2 separate regions of the Homo sapiens genome follow, and region 1 is linked to region 2. A link is an interaction called in ENCODE POLR2A ChIA-PET data of the cell type or tissue named here. Cell type or tissue: IMR-90. All regions are shown on one strand. Links, peaks and the distances in the headings refer to the core of each region. The heading gives the core; the rest is flanking DNA. Region 1 overlaps CTIF (cap binding complex dependent translation initiation factor). Region 2 overlaps CTIF (cap binding complex dependent translation initiation factor).

The links. Peaks named below come from ENCODE experiments on the same cell type or tissue, not always from the same donor. Only the 100,000 strongest peaks of a DNase experiment are listed, where the experiment ranks them.
Region 1: POLR2A ChIA-PET joins it to region 2 with 5 read pairs; 2 of 35 experiments call an interaction of 5 or more read pairs at or near these places.

Annotation. Positions count from the first base shown.
Region 1 is chr18:48,605,708-48,620,542 of GRCh38, forward strand. CTIF (cap binding complex dependent translation initiation factor) reads left to right here. Exons shown (of 12, transcript NM_014772.3): 2 at 13,831-14,038. The coding sequence starts at 13,859. Among named protein-coding and RNA genes, the nearest start is that of MIR4743, 57 kb to the right of the region's middle. RefSeq lists enhancers at 5,791-6,606, 9,693-10,234, 12,985-13,703. In IMR-90, for the core only: no CTCF peak of the experiment used is centred there; no DNase peak of the experiment used is centred there; H3K27ac peaks cover 221 bases.
Region 2 is chr18:48,554,333-48,569,167 of GRCh38, forward strand. The region is part of intron 1 of CTIF (cap binding complex dependent translation initiation factor); the gene reads left to right. Among named protein-coding and RNA genes, the nearest start is that of CTIF, 23 kb to the left of the region's middle. In IMR-90, for the core only: no CTCF peak of the experiment used is centred there; a DNase peak (open chromatin) is centred at 8,919; H3K27ac peaks cover 157 bases.

The DNA.
Region 1 (14,835 bases), core at 5,132-9,131, 52 kb after region 2:
AGACTAGCCTGTGGGAGGAGCTCTTAGGTCACAGAGGCCCACCATGGGCCTCTCGGAGGGAGCCCACAGTCCTCCCTTCCGGCTTCTGTTGATTGCCCACTTCATACCAGGTCCTGGAAATACAATGATGGGAAAAACGAAAAGGTCCCTGTTCTCAAGCACGCACACTAGAGTGGGTTCCTGATGGAATTAACTGGAACTTAGATTTTTCTGGCTGCCTGTTTTCCCAATTACTTGATCATGTTCCAGAGAGAAGTAACTGGGGAAACCAACCCTAGGAAACCATACCTGAACCTTCTATGTGGCCTTGGCCAAGAGGTCTTGTCTCTGGCTTGGCAATCTGTTGTGGGAGGCCTCTGTAATCGGGCTTTATGTTCTACAAGGTAGTGGATATGGCTTGCAAATATGTGTGGCCTGCAGAGCTTGGCTTTCTCATACCCTCTAACCAGAAGAAGCCTTTGCAGCTCAAAAGGACTGCACCTGTCTCATCCGTCCCTTTCCCCCTTCCTCAGAGCTCCTACCCTATCTCAGCTCAACCTGGGGGCAACGTTCAGTGACTCATTGGTTCATGCCACAAGGAGTGGGAATCTGAGATATTGCTAGTCCAGGGCAAATGCTCAGGATTGGAGTCAGATGCCTGGGTCATCATCCTGCCCTGTCACTGGGCCACTGGCATACTGTTCCAGGGTCCCCATATGGGAGGGTAACAGGGGGTGGTGATGCATGCTCTGCCTAACTGCAGCCGCAGGGTTATTAAGAGCTGACTGGCAGGAAGGACAATGCTGAGCTGTGCAGACTCCAGGGGCATGAGGCCCAGTGCCACCCTCCAGACCTCCCTAAATGACTTCGGACTCCCTGGAGAGTACATAACTTCTGGCACCCTGGACAGGACCCAAAGGCTTGATCTGGAGCAGTTTCCAATGCCCACTCCAGGAGGGACGACAGGGTCTAGCAGCTTATGGGGGATGTTGGGCAAGGGCTGGCACATTGAGGGAGTGGAGCTCTGGGACCCTCACTCTCTTTGGTCAGAGTATCCATGTCTTGGAGCCATTCTGTCCAGGTTTCAGTTCTGAGCCAGCCTCTTCCTAGCCAGGTGACCTTGAGCAACCCTTCGTGTCCTCAGTTTCCTAATTTGTACAAGGGGGACAAAAATAATGCCTACATTATAGGATGATCTTGAGGATTAAATTAATATATGACAAGCATTTAGCACAGGGGCCGGCACATACTAAATTCTCAATAAACACAGGTATTTATTATCTTTTATATATTTGGGGGGAGTCGTTTATAATTTCATTTGAAAAACAAGTATGATATTAGAGGAAAATAGTTTGGAAACCAACAATCTGTGGGGAATACAATATTGATGATTTGCTTTCCTGCTTTAGGAAAGGTCAAAGGGCAGCTGCCTTTGAGCAGGAGTTTCCCTCCCTCGGGTCCTCCAAGCAAAGGCAGAGGCAGCTGTGCTGTGTTGTCTCTGGGCCTGGAGGCCACTCCAGGAATCAGGGGCCCTGGGCTTTTGCTGCCGATTTCTTTGCCTCCCTGTGGTTCGTAGAGAATTCAGGGAGAGCTGTAAGAGCGCTGGGCACCGGATCAAGTCTGAGATTCCTGTGGTTGCTGTCCAGCATGCTTCAGGCATTGTGTGGGATACATGAGGGCTCCCTGGCAGAAGAGGGGCCTGCCCTCTGACACCCAAGCTGTGTCTGCTGGGTCCACTTGTAATGTGCCACCCATCTGTGCCCATCAGCAGCCGTCTGCTAATACCAAGGTGGGCAGAGCATTTGTTACCTGCTGCTGACCATTTTCTACTTTCTGGGAATCCATCATGAAACTGTCAAAAAGAGGAACTGAATGTCTATGGTGAGGTCAGCTCAGGCTCCCAGGGTCCAAGGAAAGGAGCAGACAGGTCCTCAGCCTCCAGGAGCTCATAGTTTAGCTGGGGAAGGAGGCAGCCACTCAGCTCACATTAAGGCTGAGCTGGAGGGTGGTGGGGGCATTACAGGAGCAGTGGGACATCCCTGGGCTGTCCTTTCCTCCCTTGAGACACTGAGCAGGAGCACCCTGTCCCTAGGAGGAGCTTGGGTATGCACAGCCGAGTTTCTGCTGAGTGACACCATCTTCTATAATAGCTGTGGCTATCTTCAGCCAGGTTATGGTTGAGTACTGCTGGTCTGGAGCCTTTTTTTCTTTCTGCTTGCAATGACCTTGCATATTTCTGTTTTGGACCTGGACTATCATGTATTATTTCACAGTGTAACTCCCAAGGGCAATCCTTCGTCCTGATTTATTTCCAAGTTCTGAGGGGGAGCCCTCATTTTTGTAGGCATAGACCACTTCCAGTTAGTTGCTCTTTCGCAGGGGACTTTCGAACTCGGATGCCTTACAGGGGCCAGGCAGGTAACATGTGTGAGTGAGGGAGCCAGGTGAGAGTGAGGCTGTGAGCAGCGGGGAGGCATTAGAGAGTGTATGGGTCTGCAGAGAACTGGGGTTGATTGCCTGGTCTGAAGGGGACAGCACTTCTTAGCTCTAGCTGATGGTTACAGCGCAAGAAGGTGGGCCAGTGTTGCTCGATCATCCAGTTTTTTCAAGAAAAGTCAGAAATTGTGGCTTTTTATGTGAAATATTTTGATTTATAAACGTTAGCTCAAATATTTTTAAAATATCTAACTGGCTAACCAGAACACACCATGGTCCAGACGTGGCCCCAGCACAGGCGGTAGCAATCTCTGCTTTGTGACTGTGCTCCTTGCAGGACAAGGCGGTCATCGAAAGTGGTGGGGGGGTGGGGGCAGGCAGAAGCCCAAGGGCCCAGTGAGTGGCTGCTATGAGCATTCTGAGGGGTCTCTGTGACCTGGGCCGGTCAGGGTGGCATCTAAGAGGTGGGCTTGAGCTGTTCTTGAGGATGAGTAGAGAGAAAGGGTTGCTGTTCTCGAACGTGAGCCAGTTCTGCCTTGCAACCATAGCACAAGACCACCTGGACAGGCCTGCAAGGCCACAGCCTGCTGAGATCTAGCCTGTGCACAGCCTGTTCTGGGCTGTGGACACTCCCACCAGGCTCTGGAAACAGCTCGGTACTCTCTCTGCTCCAGCTGGTCTGTAGTTCAGGGAGCTGTTGCCAAGAGGGAGAAAGCTGACTGGGGACCCTGGAAACCCCAAGACAGATGCCAGAGAGAACGTTGCCTGAGAAGGAAGGCCTGGAGCGCTGCTGCCACCACACTTGGATGCCCTTTCTAGCCTTACCCCAGGTGCTTGTGGACACATTGCTGGGTTCAGAGCAGGGCACTATTGGTTTCCCTTCCTAGCATGCTCCAAGTTAATTTTCATTCTTGGCCAATAAACCCAGAAGCTTTTGACAGCTGGTGGTGGGGCTCACCCATCTACCTTCAGAGTCCACAGAAGAGAGAATGGATCTCTGTGAGTTCCTGCAGGTTGGCAAAACAGGTCAACCCAGGGATTGGAATACAGGAGAGAGCCAGACTGAGGCCCAAGGAGGACTCAGGGTGTTCAGAGTTGGGAGGCATTAGGGAGTGGTGAGATCTGCAGAGATCTGGGGTTCAGAGATAGCAGTCGTCATTGATATCCAGAGTAGTCAAGGAGGGCTTCAGGGAGGAGGTGTGCCCAGAGGTGGGCCTTGAGGGAAAAGGGGAGATTTGGAGAGGCAGAGGTAGGAGAGAATGCAGAAGACAGAGTGAGGTATAGCAGTTGTGAAGTCGAGTGACAATTGCAACTGATAATTGAGTGCTTGATGTATGCCTAGCGGTGTTGAGCACTTTTCTCATTCATTCTTTCACATGATTCTCACAGCACCTCATGAGGTGGCACTTTCACCATCAGCCTACTTTAAACATGAGGAAGCAGGCCCAGAGTCCGCCCAACAGCACGCAGAGAAAAGGTGATTTAGCCAGCACTGGAACCCAGACTCGGGACCCATAAGCATGATGTCACCCTATTTTACGAGTGGGGGCAGTGAGGAAGCCACCTGACTCCAGCCAGGGATATGGCTGTCCAGCTGTCTGGTGGCCCTGCACAGTTTTGGTTTGTTTCAGCTATGACTTCCCTGTCCCTGGTGCCTCTAGGGTGTATACAGCAGATGCTCAGTATGTCTTAGTTGGGAAGAGTTGTCTCGAGGAGGCTCTTGAATGTCATGGGAAGAGGTTTGGAGTCCTGGTTCTGGGACTGGGTGACCTTGAGGGTGTGGGGGGCTGGAGCAAGTCAACTCCCAGCATCCATTGGCTTTAACATTCTAGGAGCTGGGAGTGGGGCTGGAGGAAAGCCCGGGCCCATTGGCAGTGGGCGGAAGAGCTGAGGAGGCCCACTCTGAGGGAAGGACGGTGCTGGAGAGGGCGTGGGCGGGCTGGGGGAGCCACAGGCCCGTCTACCCATTCTGGGCCTGCAATGGAAGCAGGTGTAGGATGGAGCAGGGCCCTCAAGGATTACGCAGTCTTATCAATACCAGGCAAAAACCTATAAAAAAAATTCAAGAGCAGGGCAAGAGTTGGGTAGCAGCCCAGAGGCGGAGGAGAAGGTGTCACCAGGCAGCCTGGGTTTGGTGCCAAGGGAGCAGGTGGGTGGTCAGTGCTGGAGCCCAGTGGAGGCTTCTATGGGCTTTGGGGGCAGACCTGGAAACAGGGGCACCCAGGGATAAAGCAGGACCTGCACGTCACAGAGCCCACCTGGATGCCCACCTGGATGCCCACCTGGATGCCCACCTGGATGCCCACCTGGATGCCCTCCCGCCTATTGGGCTAGGCCTACCTGCCCGGGTGGGTTGCTGTTTCAGTGTTCTTCCTCCGAGAGGAAGTGCTCATCAGGAGCCAGGAATCTAATGAGGCACCCCCCGGGGACTGAGGCCTGTACCTTCCACACTCCTGCGGGCTGCTCTCCCTTCCTCCCTCTCCAGGGCCTCCGATCTCAGCCCCCATTCTGGGTGCCAGCACTGCAGGCCTGCTGAGCAGGAAAGAATCCATGGCATCTCCCTTGCCTTCCGGCCAGCCATGCCCTGCCCACCTCATGAAAACTGGTCCAGCTCCTCAGTGACTCATGGAGGCTACTCTTGGGGACAGAGGAGTAAGTGCCAAGCCCCAGCTCTGTTTCCATGAAGTTCTGATGAGACCACAGGGCTTGGTCCAGGGCTTTGCACAGGGTGGGGGCTCAGGAGGGTATGAGGACAATGGGATGATTTTGGTGTCATCTGTTATTTAGGAGTATCTGTCATGTCACTAACTGCCTGATGTTGATGATTGTAACCCAGAACTGCGCTTGGGGTCCACAGAGCTTAGGAGTCACTAAGGGAAGGAAGGTGACTCTCAGCAGGGGTCCCTGGAGAAGGCAGGCTGTTGAGGGATGTAAAGGCTTGGATCCTGCATTGCAGCCTGGCTCTACCCATAGATACCTGAGTGGCTCCCAGTACGTCATTCCCCCTTCAGCCCCCAAGGTCCCAGTGTCCTCACCTGCGTGGCAGCAGCTGAAGAGCTGTTGAGGGCAGGCAGCATAGATATCAGGAACTACCTCCAACTTGTTCAGACCTGGCAGATGTGCCTGAGCTCCATGCTGGGTGTTGCAGGACTGTAAGCAGGTGCTGTCATGTCATGCGCCTGGCCCTGAGAGTCCAGTGTGGAGGTGGTGGCCCCAGTGTCCACTGATCATAATAACCTGTGGAGGTCATGCCTGGTTCTGAGCTCCGCCCTGGGCCCTGCGTGGGCCATAAGAGGAGCCGCCCCTTCACCAGATAGCTGACCAGCTGGCCAGAAGTTTGGCCTGGGGACTCCACCCATTTCTAGCCCTCTGGCCAGAGCAAGAGTATCTGAATAATGGATAAAGAAGACGTGCAAGATTTTCTAGATCTTGTCTATTTCAAGTGTAGTTCTCTGACTGGCAGCAGCAGCCTCACCTGGGAGCGTGTTAGGAATGCTGAGTCTCAGGCCCCAACTCCCATCCTTGAACCAGAATCTGCATTGTAACAAGATGCCCTGTGATTGTCGTACTCATTAAAGTTTCGGAAGCAGTGCTCCCGGCCAATATGTTTTTCATGGGTAGGTGAAACAAAAGTCCCACAAATTGATAGTTACAATGTGTGCTACATGCTGATATTTTCAATTTAGTTATACATTTTTTAATGCTGAGATCGTGACCCAGGAAATTTGTTTTGCAGCTCATGAAATTGCTGAGACCTGCAGTTTGAACACCACCATGCTAGCTAACACCCTGTTGGATGTTTGAGTGACAAAAGGGTTAATTTGGTGGGGTGACAGGGGATCAGACGTTTAGAGGACGTCAGATGTCCTTGACTCCTGTGACAGAAAATGTTGCCAATTTCCAAGGTCACATGCCTTCGACTTCATGCATTTCTGAACTTTCCCATTTCCCAGGGGTTGGGGACCTGGGGCTCCTGCACATGGAGGCCTCTGCTTCCTCCTGCTTTTCTTTGGCAAACACCAACATGGTTGAATTATCAGGCCAGAGCTTGAGGGCCGCAGACTGTCGGGGAAGTACATTCTCGCTGGAGTCTTGAAGGGGAGTGTGGGCTGGACTGGGGCTGGAGGGACGCGGTTGGCAGTGAGCAGGCTCCCATGGCTTCCTCGGGGAGAGCCTGGGCACCCTGGCCTCTCTCCTCCCCACTCCAGCAGGCAGCATGGCCTCTGGACTGGCCCTGCCCTGGGGGCCACCTGACAGCCTGCAAGGGAGAATTCTAGCCCCAATTGTGCATTCTGGGTGAAGGTGTTGCTCCCACTCTGTGGGGATGGGAAGGAGAGAGGGGATGGAGGGGACCAGGGCCCGAAAGCCAGCAGCCAGCTCTGCCTATAATAGTCACCAGGAGCTGCTTGCTGGAGAGCAACCTGGGAGCACAGTGCTTTGCAGCACCAGGTGACATGGGAAGCGGCCACAGGAAGGTGGGGTGAAGACGCCAGTGGCTGTGATGAGTGGATTTAGCAGCAGGAGAGCAGGGACAACACTCTGGGCCCCATTGCCCACCACAGCTCCGATGCCACCTCCACTGCAGACTTGCTGTTCTGCTGGGACGAGTGGACAGACCTGTGAGCCCCAAGGCTGCTGATCTTACGGTCACCAAGCAAGCCCCCTGCAGCCCCACCTGGGCCCCCTGCAGCGGGCCTGGGTTCCACAGGAGGCTGGACCCCTTGCTGCAGCCACAAGCCAAAAGATGAGCCAGGAAGCAGAAATTGGGGTCTTCCTGGGTTTCCTCAGTGGGGTGTCAGAAGGGTGTGCTGCTGGAGTGAGTTGGGTGCTGGGGGTGGAGAGGAAAGAGCCTGAAGAAGTGTGGGGTGCAGTGCTGCCTCTGTGCGGGCCTCGAATGATGGATTCCCTGAGAAGTGCTGGTAGGCCCTGGAGCAGATGCATTTCATCTGGTTTGCAGGTCACTGAACTCATCCCTGAGGATTGGAGGAGGAGGTAATGCCCCTAATGCCTCGCAGTTCTTAAAAGGATTGGCTAAATTGATAGCTCCTCATGCCGTTTGTCACTGGGTGGGCAGGAAAGGATACTGAGAAGGCTGGGATGGCTCCACTGATTGTCTCTAGCCTGTGGGTGCTCTCCAATGTCAGCCTTACCTTTTCCTCCAGACCTCCTGCCTCTGAAGGTCAGACTCAAAGTCAGACTTGGCCAGGGGTTAGAGGGAGAGACTGGCAACCGACCATCTCAGGCTGCCCCACGGTGTTCACAGAAACCCCTTCCAGAACACTAGTTTCCTAAGGAAGCTACAGAGTGCTGGGCTGAGAGCAGCAAGGGATGGGGAGGAAGGGGAGGAAGGCGAAGGGGAGTTTGTTTGCGTCTAGGGTGGGGAGGGGACGCTAGTGTGGAGAGAGGCACCTTTTTGTCAAAGAACATGGGTGATTTTCATTTTTGTCCTTAAAAATAGCCAGGCTAACTGGGCCGTTGTGACAAGCACGGACTGTGATTGGCTGCAGCAGGAGGTGGGGAGTCCCTGGGCTGGCGGCCGAGTCTGGATGAGGTTGTTTAACAGAGATGCAGACCCAGGAAGAGAGCCTGCATGCATCCCTTTCCCCAGACAGACACAGATGTGGCCAAGCTTGGCGGCCCTGGGTCCTCTCTGGGAAGCACAGGCGAAGGAGCTCTGGGGCAGGTCCTGCTGCAGCCCGGGCCCTCTGTGTCCTCCAGAAAGCCGTGCCCACACCGGCCCTCCCCTCCAGCTGTAGACTCAGGGCTGCCCGCCCCTGTGGTGCCCTTTACAGCAAAGTGCAACCTCAGCATTTTTCCTACTCCTGCTGCTTGCCTTTTAGTTCCTCCTCATCCATCACCTGGCAGGGAATCGGAGCAGAGCCGGGAGAGGAGGGGAGAGGCGTGTCTTTTGTGTTCTTCTACCTTCCCTCTTTTCCTTTTCCTTCTGCCTCTGGTTCCATCCTTTCTTGACTTTCACTGATCATTAAAACATAAATTCCTGGCTGGCTCTCTCAGCTTAGCCAGCAGCCCAGCTGTTTGGGGACTTCCCATCAGGATCCTACTGGGAATGAGACACTGAGCCAGGCTGAAACCCCCAAAGCTCAGGCAGGAAGGCAGCAAAACAAGCCTGGAGGAGACCATCCCTTGCCCTGTGTCTCCACCAGCCAGAGAAAGCTCTACCCTTTTCCTCCACACTCGTCTTGCCTTAAAAATGTGTTGGAACTTTTCTAGGTGGATACCCCAAAGAATAAACAGGGACTCAGAGGGATCGTTGTACACTCATATTCAAAGCAGCATTATTCACAACAGCAAAAGGTGCAAACAACCCAAATGCCCATCAGTGGATGAATGGATAAATAAAATATGGTCTAGATATGCAGTGTACTATTGTGATACGATGTCTTATTCAGCCATAAAGGGGCATGAAATTCTGATACATGTTACAATGTAGATAAACCTTGAAAGCATTATGCTAAGTGAAATAAATCGGTTGTAAAAGGACAAATATTGCATGATTCCTCTTATAGGAGGTACCTGGAATAGGCAAATTCATAGAGAGAAGGGTGAGGAAGAGTTCATTGTTTAGTGGGCACAGAGTTTCTGTTTGGGTTGATAAAAAAGTTCTGGAAATAGATAGTGATGATGGCTCAAAACACTATGAATGTACTTAAAGCCACTGAATTATGTGTTCAAAAATGGTTAAGATTATAAGGTTTTGATTTGTTTGTTTTGTTTGGTTTGGTTGGTTGGTTGTTTTTTTTGTTGTTGTTGTTTTGTTTTGTTTTGTTTTTGCTTTCAGACAGAAACTCACTCTGTCACCCAGACTGGAGTGCAGCAACACGATCATAGCTCACTGTAACCTCAAACTCCTGGGCTCAAGCAATCCTCCTGCCTCAGCCTCCTGAGTAGCTGAGCATGTGCGACCATGCTCAGCTAATTTTTAAAAAAATTTTTGGAAAGACGAGGTCTTGCTATGTTGCCTAGGCTGGTATCAAATTCCTGGCTTCAAGTGATCCTCCTGCCTCAGCCTCCCAAAGGGCTGGGATTACAGGCATGAGCCACTGCACCCAGCTGAATGCTGTTTTATGTTGTGTATATTTGACCATAATAAAAAATTGGGGGCCTAAGTGCCGGGCTGTACTTCCAGGCTGAGAGCTGTGGAGGTGGACGGGCAGAGGAGGGCCATGCTCTCTCCCTCTCTCTGCTCCTTCTTCTCTTGTGACTGAGATGAAGCTTGGGGCTTTTCTGCTTTGCATGTTCCCCGCTTTTCTGAAGCTGGGGCCTCCCCACTCCCTCTCTGGGCCCCGCTGCGGAACAGGGAAGTGATGTATTCTCCTGTTCCCCCTGGAAAACGAGAGTTCCTGGAGGAGCTGAAATCCCTGGGAGAGAGTGAAAAGGAGGGGAGGACCGACAAGTGAGGGGGGCTAGGGATCTGGCGGCCACTGTGGGCCACGGGGCTCACCCCACTCGGAGTTGCTGAGGGACCACGTGGAGCATGCCTGGAATTGTCTGAGACACTGAAAAGGGGAGTATTTGTCCCATTGAGGGCAGCCGCATGGGGCGCTAGCTCCTCATACTCCGGGTTGCAGGTGCCAGGGGCCGGGGGCTTCCTGCAGGCATCTCCTGACTGCAGAGGAAGCCTGGACAGGAGACCCCGGGGCAGCTGAGGTGAGGCGCCGCTGGGCTACCCCATGTGAATCTGGCTGGGCAGCAAACACTAGAGTAGAAGGAATGGCCGAGAGGACGTGAGGACACAAGAGGCACCCGCAGAGCGAGTCCTCTTCCTTCCTCGGGGCACCAAAAGGCTGCAGGTTTGGGATGGGTCTCAATTCTGTCCCCTTTCTCGGCAACTATTATGGGTTTGGGGTGATGACCATGCCCAGGCTCCCTCATGGGACCCTGACACAGCCCTGAGACACTCGGGCATGTTTGGGAGAGCCCCGCAGAGCCGGCCAGAGGCTGCTGCTGCAGGCAGAGCCTGGCACTCAATCCTCCTGGAAACGGCTCCGTGTAGAGTTCCTGCAAAACCCGGTTCTCCGACTGCACCTGTTAGGTGTGCCAGGGAGCCCTTGATAAGATCTGACGTCTTCCAGGAATAATGGGCGTGGCCTTGTGTATTGACTTCTCCTGCAGGTGGCTCCTTTTCAGCCCTCTCTGGACATCGGCGGTTTTATTCCCATCCAGCGGAGGCCAGCTTCCCGGGGCCAGGCACGGAGCCTGCTTGGGGCCAGCTCTCCGGAACCTGTGCCCAGCTGGGGAATAAGCACATGCTCAGCACTTGAAGAATTCACTGCTCACTGGCGAGTCAGTATGGAATTGGGGAACTTGGAGGTGGCCTGAGGGACTGAGCAGGCCACCAGGAGTGGGGATGGAGAGAAGGCAGTTGGGGTATAGGCATAGTCGTGCAGACCTGGAACTCTCCTGTGTGAACTTGGGCAAGTTACTTAATCTCTCTGAACCTCCGTTTTCTCTTCTAAGTAGCATAATTATGCCGATTCCATAGGGTTGCTGCGAAGGTGAAGTGAGTGGAGGCAGATCAAGTGCTGACGTGTCTGGGACATGACAAAGGCACAGCAGACACTCGTCATTCCTACTATTAGCAGAAATTGCAGCATTCATACCCATAGCCAACCCTGGGTGAATCTTTTGCTTAGTAGCCTGCCATGAAACCAAGGCAATGCTCTGGCCTTCTGTGCATATAAGGACCTCTAGATTTGGCAGGTGGAGGGAAGGAGAAAATGCTTCCAGGTGACAGGTTCAGTGTGAGCAAAAGCACAGAGGCAGGAAAGAGCGTCCTGTGTTCATTTTCTATTGCTTCCTAAAAGTTTACTACAAACAGCAGCATAAAACAATAGCATTCATTATCTCACAGTTCTGTAAGTCAGAAGTCTGGCACAGCGTCTCATGAGACTGAAGTCAAGTTGTTAGCCAAGTTGAATTCTTAGCTGGAGGCTCTGGGGGAAAAGTCTGCTTCCAGGCTCATTGGTTCTCAGATGAATTTACTTCATTGCAGATGTAGGATGAGGTGCCCACTTCCTTGCCAGTTGTTGACCAGGGATTGCTCTCAACTACTAGAGGCTGCCCACATGCCTTACCATGTGTCTCTTTTCCTTCAAGCCAGCAACAGTGCATTGAGTCTTTCTCATGCTTTGGATCTCTGGCTTCTTCTGCTGTGCTGAGCTCTAGTCCCAGATTTAATGGGCTCAAGTGCTTGGGTCAGGCCCTCCTGAATAGTCTCTCTATCTTAAAGTCGACTAATTTGGGATTTAATTTTGTCTGCAAAATCCCTTCCCAAGGGTATCTAGACTCCTGGAGAGTAACTGGGAGAGGGTGTATACCCATGACTGTCTTAGAATTCTGTCTGCCACACCTAGCATGTGCCCAGGATGAGGAGCAGAGTAGCCAGGGGCTGAAGCAGGGGATGACTTAGGTGTGGGCAGCTGTGGAGCAGGAGGAGTAAGGTGGGTGCTGGTGGTGTGGGGAGGTATAAGGTCCTGTAGGCTTTGAGTGGCAGGTGCAGGAAGAGGCAATGGACAGTACCTCCCATGCCCCTGCCTGTGGCCCTTGCCACCAGATGTGCATAGCCCAATCCCAGCTGACTCCCTGAGGACCTGCTGCCACCCTTGCCTCCACATCTGGTTCCCTCATTCTGAAAAGGGCACCGCCTTGGCCTGAAACCTCCAGTCCGCTGATTCCTCCCTCTAGGATGGGTGAACAGACCCACAGCTCCAAGGTTGCTGAGCTCAGGGGGCCCAGAGCGAGGCCCTGCAGCACCTCAGAGCTCCCTGCAGCAGGCCTGGGGTCCGAGGGAGGCTGGGCCCCTTGCAGCGGCCAAAAGCCTAAAAATGAGCTGGGAAAGCAGAGGAAGATGTGTGCACAGCAGGGCGGTTCTCCTTCCCCCGGGCAGTTCTTCCTCTCCATTCCCTCACCCTCGGAGAAGGCAGTGAGGGTGTGGGAGAGTCAACATTCATGCTCTCAGCAGCATTTCTGGAACCCAGCACACCATTCCTTGCCCTGCTTTGGACTCGCTGCAGTGAAAACACTCAACAAACCCTAGATTATTGGCAAATAACTGTGTTCCAAAGAAGTTCTCAGGGTTAAGGTTCTGAGGTTCAAAGTTTTGAAATTCAAATGCTCCATTAAACCTGCTAGGACCTCGCCTTTATTACTGGCAGCAGCATTCACGCTGCTCTATATGGCTTCAGAGCCCTGTGTGTGCAGGATTCATGTCTTCTCTGTGCTTTCTTGTGGTAGTGGTTTGGTAGAAGTCTGTTCTACTAGTTGTGATACTAAAAGCATGTGCAGACTCTGTTTTCTCTGGCAGATCAGGATCTTCCATGGAAATCACAGGTCTCCAGATAATAAAAGAGGCACAAGGCAAGCTTTAAATCCCCTTCCCATCTAGCCTGGAGCCCATCAGAGGAAGGGGAGGGTCCCTGGCCTGGAGGTGAGAAAGGTTCTAGCTTTCCTCACTCCCAGGTGGGTCAGGTGGGAGCTTCGGGGGATAAGCAAGGGAGCGGGGAGCAGAGAGGGCGGTGGCGGTGAGGTCCCAGCAGACCTGGGCCCCTGCAGGGCTGGGTTGAGCACATCAGCTCCAGAGATTGCAGTTCTGTTGGTGGACTTTAACTAGTGTTCCAGCCATAGCTGGTCATCTATGCCGCGCTGCCCCAGAGAGAGGGTGCGAGGGCTAATGGGTTAGTCATGCCCCTGTAAAGGTGACCAGGCAGTGTCTGTGGCTAGGCCATATCAGCATAGACAATGCAGCAAGCCTTTCTCGTTCTGCCAGTGAAATCCAGTCACGTTCCTGCAGACTCACCATAGGTGTGTTCCAGTAGCTGCACCAGAGCAAGGCTGCAAAATCCTGCTTATAAGTTACGGCCCATAGGCTTCAACTAATTTAGGGGACAGTCTGGTGACTGAAAAGAAAAAGTCTCCTCTTAAGTAGTCATTTTCTTGGAGGACCTGAGCCCCTCAGAGGTTTGTGTCTCGGGCCCCATTGTGCACCCTCAATCTTGGTTCTGTTGTTTATTTCATCCTGCTTTGTGGTAGATTCTGTTAAATCTGAGTCAGGAAGTGAGGCTTGGCCTGTAGGCTGAGCTCATCTTCTGCCTTTCCCAGCGATTAAGGCCTAGGTAGACACTAACTCTGACACTGCACAGTGCCTGTGCTGGCCAATCAGACAAGTGGCCTGCATTCCCTGGGCCTCAGTCTCCTGCCCTACACAGTGGGAATTACAGCACATAGTTTATGCTGAGGGCAAGCCAGCCCCTCGCTGACTTCTCAGGGTTGTTGGAAGAACAGAACGCCATGATGGATAAGAAGATGCTTCCAGGAGCAGAGGGTGTTTCTCAGGTGTGGGCATCGTCGTCTCCTCCAGCAGCGTCTCACGGAGTTCTCTGTCCTCTTTCCCACCAGTCCCGGCCCAGGCCCCTGAGCTGGAGGGATGGAAAACTCCTCTGCAGCATCAGCCTCCTCGGAGGCAGGGAGCAGCCGCTCCCAGGAGATCGAGGAGCTGGAGCGCTTCATCGACAGCTACGTGCTGGAGTACCAGGTGCAGGGGCTGCTGGCTGACAAGACGGAGGGTGATGGCGAGAGCGAGAGGACCCAGTCCCACATCTCCCAGGTGAGCGCGGGCCCGGGGTTGGGGCAGCTTGGGAAATTCAGAGGGGGTGATGCAGGAGCCCCTAATTCTGGGCAGCATCCAGTTGCCTGACACTAGACCGCCAAGGCATGAATGGTCCCACCCAGCAGAGCACCCAGAATCTGGCAGGTGGGCTTTGGGATCCAGGCAGGAAGTGCCCTGGCTGTGCACCCCGTCCCTCTAACCCACCTCCACTCCTCCCTATCCAATGAGGCTTTGAGGCCCAGCCAGGCCCACATGTCTTTGAACATACGTCTCTTGAGTACTGACTATGTGCTGAACGCTGTTCCCTGTCCTCAATAAGCTTATGTTCTAGGAGAGATCTGGAGGTTTCGCTTCTCCATAATGCATACCATCAAAGAACTATAACTTGTGAATATTTTCTGTGATTTCAAATACAAGTAGTTGTTGGTAGCCAAAGGAATGATTGTTAGTAGCCAAAGTCTCGTGGGATTCTCACCCAGGGCTCTGTATGTCAGACATACTTAGACATATGAGGCAATCCAACCAGCGTCATGTTTGGTCCTGCACCCTCCTGCCTCAGTCTGTGGCATCCCTGACCTTGGAGGGGAGATGGACTCATCTGAAAGATTGTGAGCTGAGATTTGAAAGTCTTGGCTTCTCCCTCATAAAGTATGAATGCATTAAGGATAGGGACCCTATCAAGCATATCTTTGCCTAACACCACAAATCCTCAGCAGATTTTTGTTCAAGAGCTGCTTCCAGATTGGCTTCTAGCTGCCAGTGTGACCTTGGGCAGAACCTTCAATGTCTGTGGG
Region 2 (14,835 bases), core at 4,983-8,982:
CCTCTCTAGAATGAACTGTGTGGAAATTTCTGGGTTCCTGTGTCTCCCTCAGGAACTGGCTCCAGGCTGCCCCTGTACCCAGCGGCCCTTGTCTGTCTCCTCCCAGGCCGAGGCAGGCACTGCGATGGAGGCACCCTCTTCACTGTGTTTGCCAGTGCACTGCAGTGGAGAGGTTATGCCTTTGTAGGGTTGTGGGGATAGGGCTGAAAGCCCCCTGAAGGCAGGATCCACGATGGAGGAGCATTATCGTACTCTGGTGGGCTGGGAACATGGCCCCTTTCCCAAGTTCTCCTCTCTGTCAGCCTAACACCAGCTTTTCGGAGAGAAAGAATCTTCCAGGTTTCCTGAGATTTGCCTGAGGTCCCTGAGGCTCTCCTTCCCACTTCAATCTAGAAGATGGGAGAGGCTCTAAATGACTTAATCACAGATCTGAAAGCCCAGAAGGACCTGAGAGAGGCTTGGCCTCCTGCAGGCATCTGCCTTGTAGCCTCCCGGGAATTGGAAGCTTACAGCTTTGCAGCCCAGGCCATTACTTGGCAGCCCGGGCCTAAAGACATTATCTTAGACCAAGGTGTGCCTCCCAGTAGCCCTGGCTGTGATCTGAGAGGCACACAGAACGCATATCCCATTCTCCTTCCAGGGTGACCAAGTATTCAGAGTGCCAAATCTTCTTTTGGAGGTAAGCTCTCTTCCCTTAAGGTTTCTCTGGATAAGGTGTCCAAACCTCTCCTGGCTTCCCTTCTCTGTACATCTCTTTTATCAATGCTTCTCCTAAAATGGGGACACGGAATGGAATACGGTGTTCGAGGTGTGACCTGAGTGGTGCAGGAATCATGCTGCTGTCACCTCCCTCCATCTGGACACTATATTTCTGTTAATGTAGCCCATGACTGTGTAATTTTTCTTCATGGGCAGCTTCTAGATATGGGGATTCCCATTCCTTCACAGCTCCTGCCAAAATAATCTGTGGCAAAGATCTGTTTCCCCAGCCTGGACTGTTCACAGCCCTGATGAGTAGCCCAGGCCACCTCATCTGAGTCCCCTTTGAGTGGCCCAGGGAGCTAAGGTCAAGGGTGTTCAGAAGCTGGTGAGATTATTGAGGCCTGACCCACTTTGCAGAGGAAGGCTGGAGCTTTCTGCCCAAAGTGACTGTGATGGGGATTGGGGTGGATGGGCTTCCAGGCCTGGAGAAGGTGGGGATGTTTCATGCAGGCTCCTACCCCTGAAAATCTGGCCACCCACTCACCACTGGGAACCAGCTCCTGTGTCTTAGCACTGCCACCTCCCCCTGGGCCTGCCAGCCTCTGGCTTCATTTCTTTTTTGCTCAGGAAGCAGAGATAAGGTTTGGTGCTCACCTTTGCCCAGTTGCATAGAGACCCTGTGACATGGACATATTGGATGACTTCCCTGGCTGAGCCATGGAGGAAACTGTGTTTCAACTGAAGACATTCTTGTGGTGTCTGCCCCCAGGGAAGTCTCTTGGTATGTGTGTGTGACACAGGGCTCAGTTTGGGGCACTGGGCATGGGGAATAGGGGGCAAAGGAAAGGAAGACTCAACTGTGCTTTCAGGGAGCCTTCAGCCAGCAGGAGAGAGAAACCCTGAGCATGCTGGCTGATGGGAAATGTGTATCAAAAGTTTCCTTTTGCCAGGAGGAGGCAGGCAGGACTTTCAGCTCCCCAAGTCTGGGCCATTTCTGGAAGCATGAGGGTTTGGAGCTTGTCTTTTTATTCTAAACATTGAGCCTGCAGTTTTAACTCCTGGGCTGCCCGTTGGTCTTGTCTGTCCTGAGCTGCCTGCACATCGATCTGATCGTGAAGGGTGGGTGGTGAGTGCTCCGGATCGTCTCAGCAGCATCTCTGCCTTAGATGGATTCTCAGCTGCCCATCTGGAAGGTCAGGATGCCAATAGGTGGGGGCATCACTGTGGAGTGGTAGCGAAGAATTCCAGTTTTGAGGCTCACGAGCTTCCAGGATTCCAGGCTTGGCTCTGCATAAAGCTCACTACAGAATCTTAAACTCTTTGTGACTTGGTTTCCTCACCTTGCCTTTGATAGTGGAGTTGGAAAGCCCCAATGCAAGGGGAGGTGATGGTCTGCTCAGGCACCCCGCCCCAAGAATAGAGATGTCAGTGATTCACAGGTGCACAGAGAACAAGCTGGGACATCCTCAAAGTACACACTCTGGAGTGCTGAGAACTGGCTTGTTACCCACTCAGCTGCTCACTGGCATTGTGTTTGTTTGTTTTTTTGAGATGGAGTCTCACCCTGTTGCCCAGGCTGGAGTGCAGTGGCGCAGTCTCAGCTCACTGCAACCTCTTCGTCCCAGGTTCAAGCGATTCTTGTGCTTCAGCCTCCTGAGTAGCTGAGATTACAGGCACGCACCACCACACCTGGCTAATTTTTGTATTTTTGGTAGAGATGGGGTTTCACCATGTTGGCCAGGCTGGTCTTGAAATCTTGACCTCAGGTGATCCACCTGCCTTGGCCTCCCAAAGTGCTGAGATTACAGGTGTGAACCTCCATGTCCAGCCTGCTCACTGGCATTGTGACCTTAGGAGAGTTAATTTTCTAAAGCTCTGCTTCTCCAGCTATGAGATTGGCATAACAGTGTCTACTTCATAAGGCTGCTGTTAGAATGAGAACTAATATATGTTATACACTTAGCCCAGTGCTTGGCATGGAGCTGAGTCTCTGGAAAGGATGGCTGTTCTTATGATCATAGGCAAATACAGTGTGGTCAGAAGAGTCCAGCAGGGACTGAAGGAGGGGTGGGGCTGTAAAAGCAGATGGGATTGCAGAGGAGGGGAGATTGTGGCCTGGGGGTAGGGACAGGAGGATGGTGGGGAAGAGATAGAGAACTGCAGAAACAGTACCTTGAAGGCCCCCTGCAAAACTTGTTTGGAGACCTGGAAATTCACAGGTGTCAGTCACCCTTGGGCTACAGAGGGGGCTGGAACTCAGGCTGGTCATGAACCATTTTGTGCCCCCATTGTCCCAGCCAGAGCTTTTGGATGAGGGATAGGCACGTGACCAGAGCCAGGCCAACCAGGAACCTTCCCTGGAGTTTTCTGAATGGAAGCTGGGAGAGAAAGTCCTTTTCTTCTTGAGGGCATGGCATGAAAGAAGCCTGGCAGCTTTGGCCACATCCACTGCCGTGGAGAGACCTGTCCTGGGGAGACAGCACAGCACTAGCAGCTGAAGAGAAGCAGAGCTGGAAACTTAAGAGAACCAATACCTCTGCTCGATTTGTCTTCCTCTGGCTTGGTGCTGAATTTGTTAGTTTCTATAGTCTCTGTATTAGTCCGTACAGGCTGCCATAATGAAACTCCACAGACTGGGTGGCTTAAACAACAGACATTTTATTTCTTCACAGTTCTGGAGGCTGGAAGTCCAAGATCACAGTGCTGGTAAATTCAGTTTCTGGTGAGGGCTCTCTTCCTGCCTTGCAGACAGCTGCCCTCTTGCTGGGTCCCACACGGTCTCTCCTCTGTGTTTGTGCACATGGGAAGAGACAGCTGTCTGGTGTCTGTTCTTATAAGGACACCGCTTCTATCCTAATCAGACCCCACCCTTAGGACCACACTTACCCTTTATGACCTCCTTAAAGGCCCTGTTTCCAAACATATTTATGCTGGGGATTAGGGATTCAATATGTAAATTTTGGGAGGACATAATTCAGTCTGTAACACTTCTCTATTCAGTAGATTCCCTTTCTTTTTCTTTTCTTTTCTTCTCTTTTCTTTTGAGATGGAGTTTCACTCTTGTTGCTCAGGCTGGAGTATATTCCCTTTCTGTGCCTTAAGGAATGGCATTCATACCACTGGTAGAACACACAATGATTTTCAGTTAGATACTTATGGACTGGTACAAAATATAAGCCATGTATTCATCTATGTGTGCATTAAAGAATGACAAACACAACTAGTACATAGAATTTGTGATGTTCACAAGTGAAGGGAGTATTCAGTATTGCTCTGCAGGAGGCTGAGTTTAATAAAAAGTCAGTACAAGGTCAATAGTAATGTTACAGTTGGTACACGGGTATGACAGAAAACTCCAAGGTAGTGAATTCTGGGTAATGTTGCATGAACTAGTTTGGGTTGGGTTTGTGTCACTTGGCACTGGTAGAGTTTTGAATAATACATGTTCAATTTCAGCCTAAGGCTACCTCTTTTCATGTAACAAATATGGGTTCCTAAATGTTTATTTACATAAAACCTTTATACATATAATTGTAATTTCGAGTCACAAAAAGTGGTCAGCACCTAAAGACAACTGTAGTAAATATTTTTGTAAAGAATCCTTTTTTATAGTATCTGGTTTGTTTCAAATGCATCTGTTTTGCAAATTTAGATTCTTAAACAGCAACTTGTTATCTAGGATTTTGGTCATCAGAAACTTCTCAGCTGGCACCTGAAAAACATCAGCACAGTGACAGTTGATATATTTAATTGTTCAAATGATCATCTTAGCATCAAACATGCTGCAATAAAAAGTGTTCTCTTTGACATCCATTCTCCAACCAATAATAAATACACTTATTCAAAAGTTAAGTAAGGGGTGTATTTGAGAGCTAACCCATCCTGGTAAACTCATACTGGAAAACCTGATAAGCGTTTGCAGATCTTTTTCAGAATCTGTAAGAGTTATGTTGTAGGAGAGATAATCACCTGTAGCACTGGACTCAGCATTTTTAGACTAGAATATCCTCTCCCGTCTTGTTGAGTGATGGTGATCATATTTTCTGAATCAAAAATCAGGATGAGTATTTGGATATTTGAAATCAGAACTTCTCCTAACTATCATCTTTTATCTAGATGGGGACTCTGGAGTCTCATTGTCAAATTTGTTTATGTGCTCATACAAATTTTAAAAAAGTTTGTTGTTGTTTTTTTTTTTACTTAAAAAATTGGCCCTACCTTCAGACCATCCTGAGACTTATTTCCTCATCCTAGTTTTCCCCGAATATCTTAGCTCGTTTATTAATATGATAGAATGTTAAATGAGGTCTGTAGTCCTACCACCCCCCCCAATCCTAACAAACAAAAGAATATTTTCTAATGTTACCTGTGGAAGCAGATAGCTTGGTGGGCTGAATAAATGATTAGAATTTAAGAGCCTAGTTTTAGGTATTCTAGTTACTGTAGGCTGTGTGAAAAACCACCCCAAAACTTAGTGGCTTAAACAGCAATAATCCTTTGTCCTGCTCATGAGTCTGTAATTTGGGCAGGGCTCAAGAGCTACAGTTTGCATCTATTCCACATGGCATCAGCTGGGCTGCAATCAGAGCTGGAAGATCCACTTCCAAAATGGCACATTCTCATGGCTGGCAAGTTGTGCTGGCTGTTGGTTCTTCTCCATGCAGGTTTCTCCACAAGGCTGCTTGGGCTTCCTCAAAGCATGGTGGCTGGGTTTGAAAAGTTAATCCCAATGTAGAGTGGAGTAATAGACATTGGAGACTGTGAAAGGTGGGAAGGTGAGAGGCGGGTGAAGATCAAAAAACGACCTGTTGGGTACAGTGTTCACTATTCAGGCATGAGTACACTAAAAGCCCAGACTTAACCACTATGCAATATATGCATGTAGGAAACCTGCACATGTACCCCCTAAATAAATACAAATAAACCAAACAAAATAATTATATATTATGACCAAGTGGAGTTTATCCCAAGAATATGAAAAAAACCAAACCACAAAAGTGAATGGCCCAAGAAACAGGAAGGAGAGACGGCTAATTTCTTAAGGGCTGGCATAGAAATGCCAGTTATCTAACAGTCTCTGGAGTGTCACTTCCATATACTACTGGTCAAGCAGTCACAGAGTCCAGATTCAAGACGGTGGGGACACAGACCCTACTTCTTGTTAGGAGGAATTTCATAGAATTTGGAGGCTATTTTTTTTTTTTTTTTTTGAGACAGAGTCTCGCTCTGTTGCCCAGGCCGGAGTGAAGTGGTGTGATCTCGGCTCACTGCAAGCTCGCCTCCCAGGTTCACGCCATTCTCCTGCCTCAGCCTCTGGAGTAGCTGGGACTACAGGCACCCACCACCACACCCGGCTAATTTTTTGTATTTTTAGTAGAGATGGGGTTTCACTGTGTTAGGCAGGATGGTCTCGATCTCCTGACCTTGTGATCTGCCCACCTCGGCCTCCCAAAGTGCTGGGATTACAGGCGTGAGCCACCACGCCCGGCTTGGAGGCTGTTTTAACCATAACAACTGGTCTCACAAAAAGGAATATCCTTCCTTCTTTTTCTTTGAGACAGAATCTTGTTCTGATGCCCAGGCTGGAGTACAGTGGTGTGACCTCAGCTCACTGCAACCTCCGCCTCTTGGCCTCAAGCCATCCTCCCTCCTCAGCCTCCTGAGGAGCTGGGTCTTCAGGCTCACACCACTGTACCCCACAAAATTTGTTGTATTTTTTGTAGAGACAGGGTTCCACCACGTTGCCCAGGCTGGTCACGATCTCCTAGGCTCCAGTGATCCTCCCACCTTGGCCTCCCAAAGTGCTGGGATTCTAGGGATGAACCACTGCCCGGCCTATCCTTCCTTATTACAGACCTTCCCTGAGGTTTAGATTCATCTTCTACTTGCAGTCTTTTGTGGAGGAGTGAAAAAGAAATGTTTGGCTGGGTGCAGTGGCTCACGCCTGTAATCCTAGCACTTTGGGAAGCTAAGGCAGGCAGATCACTTGAGGTCAGGAGTTCGAGACCAGCCTGGCCAACATGGCCAAACCCCATCTCTACTAAAAATACAAAAATTAGCCGGGTGTGGTAGCACATGCTAGTAATCCCAGCTACATGGGAGGCTGAGGCAGGAAATCACTTGAACCTGGCGTGTGGAGGTTGCAGTGAGCCAAGATTGTGCCACTGCATTTCAGCTTGGGCGACAGTGAGACTCTGTCTCAAAAAAAAAAAAAAAAAAAAGGAGTGTTTATAAAAACTTGCTTGTATCATTTGAGCTCAGTTATAGTTAGTAAATGTTTTGCTTGAAGCCCCTTTTATATGCTAATTCTTTAAAAGTGGCTAATAATTTAAAAGTGGCTCCCCCTTGTCCTGGGCATATAGTGGAGCTTTATTTCTTCAGCCATTCCCAGAAATTGCTGAGACTGGGAAGTGCAGGCTCTTGGCTTTGCAGCAACGGAGTCTTTCGCAGCAAGACCATCCACAGTTAAGACCCTTCTCAGAGAAACTCCACTGTGGCAAGACCCTGTGCTGGCTGCTGGGGGCTGCAGAGATGGATCAGGGGACACTCCATCCCTGTGCCCCACTTTCAGGAAGCCCAAAGTATCACTGATGGAAAGCAATGGCCTCAGTGTCACTTTTTCTCAGGGTGTCCTTGTCCCCTGGCAGAACACAGTGGAAGTGTGTCTATATTCTGAATGAACTGTTGACTACTTCTCTTTTCCTTCCTGGGGCACTTGATTTTAGAAAGTGCCCTGGTCTAGGAGGACCAAGACCTGGCTTCCAGCTGTGTCAGATAATTACCCCCACTCTATTTTTCTCATCGGTAAAATAGGGAATTTGGTCTAGGCTGGGGGTTGGCAAACTACAACTTGCAGACTAACTCCAGCCCAATGCCTGTTTTTCTAAATGAAAGTTTTACTGGAACACAGTCATGCCTGTTTCTTCACGTACATCTACGGTTGCTTTTGGCTGGTTACAAAAAAAAGAACATATGGCTCACAAGGCCTAACATATTTACTGTCTGGCCATTTACAGAAAACACTTGCTCACCCCTGATCTAAAACAATGGTTTTCAACTTCATTTTAGCCATACTGTTTTTTTTCTGGAAACAACTCTTCTTTATTTTTAACAATAAAAGCAATTCTCACAGCACTTGGCATGTGCCTGGCACTGTACCAAGTGCTTTAAAACTGTTAACTTACTGCTTAATCCTTATGAAAACATTATGAGATGAGCAGTAGTATCATCACCCACATTTTAGAGAGGAGAAAACTGAGGCAGAGTTAACAGAGAGGTTAAGTAACTTGCCTCAGGTCACACAGCTACTAAGTGGCAAAGGCAAAATTTGAATTCAGGAGTCCTGCTCTAGAGTTTGCCTTCTTATCCACTGGGCCATGCTGCCTCTCACTGGTGGCCTTATATAAAAACTGGGTGGAGCAGGCCCCACTAACTAGAACTGATGTGGCATGGTCAGCATCTCCCCCTTGCCTGTTGACTCTTCTTTCTGCAGCCCCCCGGGATCTCAGGGCCATCTCTGGCAACCTCTGGAGGCTATAACATCTGGCAAATTAGGCTTCTAAGCTTGGAGAGGGGACATCAGTTTGTTTTGGTTGCTACAAGAGGAATTGATCCTGGTTGTTGGGAACTTATGCAGGCCAAGAACTGTAGAAAGCACTGTTCTCTGGGACTGAGGACTCCAGACAAATAGACTCATTTTTATCGAGCATGATCATAATTATGCCTGATAAAAATGAGTGCTAGAGACTTAGGTCCACATTTCAAAACCGTAACTGAAAGGAAGACATATTTCAATAGTTGCCATGCCCCACACAAATATGAAAACCAGTAATCTATTGGAACCAGTTCCCTGGGCCAGAGTGATTTGCCTTAGACTCTTGTCATAAAAATCAGCAAAGGAGACTGCACACTGAAATGACACTTCACACTGAAAAGATATTGACGCTGAAAGGAGATTCACGCTGAATGTCACCTTCCCTGCTTCCTCCTGCAAATGACCCCACATAGCCTGGGGGGCATTTAGGAGCTTTAGCATAGCACCCGCCTCTTGGGCAGGTGGGAGCCTGGGGCTGCAGACCGGCCCTTTCTTAGGATGCTCCCTGTTTGCAGATTAGTGACTTGATTGGCCCCTCCTCCACCCCCACCATTCCCATAAGGGACTGGTTAGTCTGCAGGGATGACACCCAGCCTCCTCCACCCTTGGGGATGTAAACTGTACTAGGAGCAGGAAAGGCTGGGGTGACTCACTTTCCTGCCAGTGAAAAGCTGACCTCAATCTTGGTAGTGGTTTGAAGGTGACTTTTGTATTCATCTCTCTGGGATCTTGGGAGACAGTTTCAACTATGGTATCTACTCAGTTTCCCTATGGGACCCCACTCTGGCCTGCAGCTCCTCTGCCCTGTACAGAAGGGTCTCCTGTTCTAAGGTTTTTTTTGTTTTGTTTTGTTTTGTTTTTTGGACAGATTCTTACTCTGTCACCCAGGCTGGAGTGCAGTGGCGCGATCTTGACTCACTGCAACCTCCACCTCCTGGGTTCAAGCAATTCTCCTGCCTCAGTCTCCTGAATAGCTGGGATTATAGGTGCACACCACCACACCTGGCTAATTTTTGTATTTTCAGTAGAGACAGGGTTTGGCCATGTTGGCCAGGCTGGTCTTGAACTCCTAACTTCAGGTGATCTGCCTGCCTCAGCCTTCCAAAGTGCTGGGATTACAGGCGTGAGCCACCGTGCCTGGCCCTGTTCTAAGGTTTTTGCTGTCTCTGTTTTCTCCTTGGTTGGCCTGTGCCTGACACAGTAAGATTTGGGACCCCTGAGATTGAGTGGGGTGGGGTCTTCCCAGGTGCTTCCCTCTTGCTTGTGGTCTCTGGCCCTGTTCCCCGCCCCAGCCATCAGCACCAGTCCCCTACCCCCTCAAAAGGCTCAAAGACTTCCTGAGAACCCGGAATCTCAGTTTCATCTCTGCTGGAGATTTTTGATCTGGGGGAAAGGCTGCTCTCTATATGGCTGCTTTCAGACCACACTTGGCTCTCCCTTGGTTTAGCCAAATTGGGGTTTTCCTCATTTTCAGGAGCCAGCTTTTCTGAAGTGTTCCTTCCTGGCAGCTGCATTCCCCATGGTCCTGTCTATCTTAGGGGCAAGGACTTAGGCATCGGGTGTCCTAGAGGCTAGAAGATTGTTCTACAGAGAAAAGTGGTTTTGTGGCCGTAGGTGGTACCCAGACGTGTTGCCTGCCACCTGGGTGCAAGCAGGACCGGACCTCTGTGGGTGGTGGAGGGAGCTTCCCATGTGTGGATGGAGGCCTTGCTGGGGAAGGGTAGATGAGTACAGCTCCGTGTCACAGCCCGGGGACAGCCCCACCTGCTGCAGGCGGCCTTCGCTAGGCCTCTGTGAAGGTCCCCAAAGCCTGGCTCTCCTGTGGCTTATCCTGGGAGAATATTTGCCCTCTTTCATCTAATAGTTAACTATTGACAGAACATTAGGTACTTGAATAAAATGAAGCTGTTTAGTTTGGGGAGATATTTTGGAAAACAGAAGCTTAGTTCTCATTGAGGTTACCTTCTTGGTGTAGGTGGTTGTGTAGGTTTTTGTTTTGTTTTGTTTTGAGACAGGGTCTTGTTCTGTCACCCAGGCAGGAGTGCAGTGGTGCGAACACAGCTTACTGCAGCCTCGACTTCCTGGGGTCAAGTAATACTTCCACCTCAGCCTCCCGAGGAGCTGGGACCACAGGCGCACACCACCATACCCAGCTAATTTTATTTTTTTGTAGAGATGGGGGGTCTCACCTTGTTCCCTAGGCTGGTCTTGAACCCCTGGGCCCCAGCAATCCTCCTGCCTCAGCCTCCCAAAGTGGTGGGATTACAGATGTGAGCCACCAAGCCTGGTCGGCTTGTTTTAAACAACTTAATGTTATTGAAAATATGATGCCACCCTGATATTGAGATAAATTTTAAGGGAAGAATCACCTCTTTCTCATTACTTGAATACTGTGTTAATTTTTGCATATTAAGTCAATTTCCTCCTTTAATGGCAATTGGTTGATCCATGGTCATGTTAAATAATTTTGCATATTTAATTAACTCGGGTCTTGATTTGTCTCCGGTCCTGTTTATTACTGATGTCACCGTCTGTGTGTGTCTTGTGATGTGGAGACTTTGCAAGCTGTTTTCCACGGAGTCCAAGCCCCACAGCCCTGCTGTGGCACTGCCTTCATCAGTGACGCGTTCTTGGCGGAGAGGATCTAGTTGTAGTTTGTGCTTCCTGGCTGTCAAGGGCCTTGCCTTCCCTTCTACAGGAAACAGCTGAGAAATCGCTGGTGTGCTGTAGCCTTAAATAACAGCACCTGCCACTCAGTTGTGTTGTCTTTCATGAGTTTTCCAAGTGCTCTCCTGCCTTGGGGCATGTGGGAAGGAAGGTATTATCATTTCCGTTTTACAAAGATCCCCCGAGAGACTGCAAGTCTCTTGGATTTTGCTGCTGACACCAGGACAGGAGGTCACATCCTCTGACCCTCCATCTTATGTTCTTTCCAGCAGCCCCAGAACCAGCCATGGAAACCAGGGGCAGGGCCTCTGTGCTTTAGTTCCCTGATCTGTAAAATAAGGGATCATAATAGTACCTATTTTGTAGGGTCACTATGAAGTTTAGATGAGCTGCCACATGCCTGGGACAGTGCCTGGCACACAACCATGCAAGCTCTCAGGAGGGTAGTGCCCCGTACCTCCAATCTTGTTATGTGGGGGACAGACAGATCATCTGGCTTGGGCGCCCCACCCTGCCATGCAGATAAATCCATGCCCAGATAACGGTCATGTGGGATGGGAAGGTGGGGCTCTAGCGTGTGCCTTCTTGCTGTCCTGTGCTAGGCATCTTGGGGTCCGGCCTCCTGAACTTGTGCCCTTTCCTTTGCCAGAGTGAGTTGCCCAAGAGGCTGAGGGTGGGCATGAGGCTGCTTACAAAGCTGAGCTGATGATAGTTTGCAGGGCACAGCACCCTTCACTCAGGGATGCTGGCATACTCTGTGGGCTTCTTAACAGGCAACAAGTTCTGCCAGCCCATTGTACAGTCCCCGGCTGGCTGCAGTGTCTGGGCATTCTGCTTCTCAGCCTTGCCCCACTCACTACTTTCTCAGTGAGTGTCAGTGAGTAAACACGCACGCAAAAGAATAAAACCATCAACAAGAGAAAGTGTGGTGTGTAAGGGAAAGGGAGTCATTCATTCATTCATTCATTCAGCCAGTGTTGACTACAGTGTGCCAAGTCCTGTTCTAGCTGCTGGGGTGCAGTGGCGATCAGGGCAGGCCCTGCCCTCATGGAGCTTACAGACAAGACCATGACACAGGTGCATGCTATGAAAATGAGTGAGTGGGACATACTGGGCCTCCCCAAAGTTGGTGGGGAAGAGAGAGAAGGTAAAACCCAAAATAGGTTCTGTGACTGGCCAGCACCTCAGGGGAGGCCTTTCGAGGGGCAAGGGTGGAGATTTTCATGGCTAAGTCCTGTTGTCTAGGGGGGATTGCCCTTACAGGGGGTCTGCATGACATTAGTCATGAATCCAAGGTCCTGTGGTGGCATCAGGGCTGGCACCAACCACAGCTTGCTGCCGATGTCCCTCCCATGCTCTGGGTACCTGTCATATTTGACACCTCTGTTGCAGAGGTGACAGCTAGAAAAGCATCCATTGCCTTTGGGGTGGGGGTTCCCATTTGTTGTCTCATGGGAAGGAAGGGATGCTTTGGAAAGGCTGTGGAAACCCCTTTGGGCTCTGGGTGGATAACATGAGTGGGGCCATTGGAAGGGGTAAAGAATGCTGAGTCATGTCTAAATGACAGCACTTCCTGGGCACTCCTACATGACTTGCAATACCCCACAGGCAGGGCCCTTCATCTCAGCCTGTCTAACAGACTGTGGATTTGGATTTTCATTCAACCATTAAATTTTTAAAAAATTCTGTGAAGCTAATAGTCAAAGGGTTAGTAGTCTCATTTATTCACCAGATATTTTTCAGCAACAACTTATGTACCTGGCTTTTTTCTAGGAGTTGGGGATATAGCAGGTGAACAGAAGAGACAATAAATCTTGCCCTCATAGTCTAGCCTTATGATAGCAGAAGTCTTTCTTTAAAGAAAGATCCCTGGAATCTTTAAATATTAACTCCTGGAGTTCACGTAGGCATCGTGACAGAGGCACAGGGACAGTGGGGTTAGCTGGGATGTCCAGGGACAGAAGGAAACAGAAGCAGTGTCACTGGTGACCAGTCAGATGGGTGGACGTCCAGCACCCTCATGATGTGGCAGAAGTCAGGGAAGAACGATATTCTGTTTAAAAAGTTGAGCTTATAAATAGCCATATTGGAACATGTTTATTATGTTGAGGAGGTAACTTATACTTGACTGGTCTTCTAATAGAGCAGCAAATGTCATTGAGTATTTTCTTTGTGCCTGGGTACATGGTGCCCATGGAAAGATGTGTTCTTTGCCCCAGGGACGACGATAGTTGAGTAATTAGCAAATAAAACAAGGGCAAGTCTATTGAGAGCCACTTTCTATGGCAGGGCCTGAGATCACTATGGAAATAACTCAGTAAGAGCAGTCAGAGAAGGCTTCCTGGAGGAGGTGTCTCCATGCTAGTCAGAAAGAAGTGGGGAACGTGTTCTCAGGGAGTTAGTAACAGGGGAGCATGGCTTGTGCTCATGGGACAGAGTGACTGCTCTGTCACAGTGGGGTTGGCAATGAGGGGCTAGAGGTTAGAGGGCAGGGGACAGTGGAGACCAGTGGGGGGCTTGACACACTCTGCAGCTGTGAGCCATTGAAGGTTTTGCAGCAGAGCAGTACCCTGGTGCTGGTTGTACTTAGGGTGTCAGCGAGGTGGAGCGAGCTGGGAGGGCAGGTATAGCAAGTGATGCTGGAGAGAACAGCTGAATGTGGCTCTAGAGAAACAGGCTCCTGCCTGGCAAGTCACAGGGTTGTGAATAAATCACTCATGCTTTCTGAGCCTCAGTTCACCTCATCTACAAAATGAAAATAAGATTTCAAATCCTATTTCATAGATTCTTTGTGAGTCTTAACTTTAAGAATATATGTGACAATGCTTTAGGAAAAAAAAAAGTAAAGTGTAAATTCAAGAAAAATCTCAGCTGTTGGTGTCAGGATCCCCTTCTCACATTGGCTTCCTGTACCTATGAGATAGCAAAAAGTAGGGGAGAAATCTCATATTCCTGTGAGTACATGACATTATCGAAACACCAGAGGACCAGGGAGGATGGTCAGTGAGCTCACAAGCATTGATGTCTGCCATTTGCATTTAATCCTCCCAGCAGCCCCATGAGGTGGGGAAACATTGGGAATCGGAGATGAACAGCTGCGGCCCCCACCCAAGGTCACTTAGCTAGTTGGTGAGACAGGGCCCTGACAGGCACTCCTTCTGTAGTAGTGTGCCTGGGCTGCCATGACAAAATCCCACAAACTGGGTGGCTTAAACAATGAACATTTATTTTCTCATAATTCTGGAAGTTGGATGTCCAAGATCAAGGTGTCAGCAGGGTTGGTGTAATAGTCCATTTTTATATCACTATGAAGAAATACCTGAGACTGGGCAATTTGTAAAAAAAAAAAAAAAAAAAAAAAAAAAAAAAAAAAGAGGTTTAATGGACTCACAGTTCCACATGTCTGGGGAGGCCTCACAATCGTGGCAGAAGGCAAAGGATGAGCAAAGGCACATCTTACATGGCGGCAGGCAAAAGAGTGTGTGCAGAGGAACTGCCCTTTATAAAACCATCAGATCTCGTGAGACTTATTCACTGTCACAAGAATAGCACAGGAAAAACCCACCCCCACGATTCAATTATCTCCCACCAGGAGGGTCCCTCCCATGACAAGTGGGGATTGTGGGAGCTTCAATTGAAGATGAGATTTGGGTGGGGACATAGCCAACCCAGATCAGTTGCTCTCTTCTGAGGCCTCTCTCCTTGGCCTGCTGATGGTCACCTTCTTGCAGTGCCCTCATGTGATTTTTCCTCTGGCTCTGTCTGTGTCCCAGCCTCCTCCTCTCATAAGGACACCATTCAAACTGAATTAGGGTCCACTGACATGACCTCATTTTACCTTAATTACCACTCTAAAGTCTTTTCTTCAGATG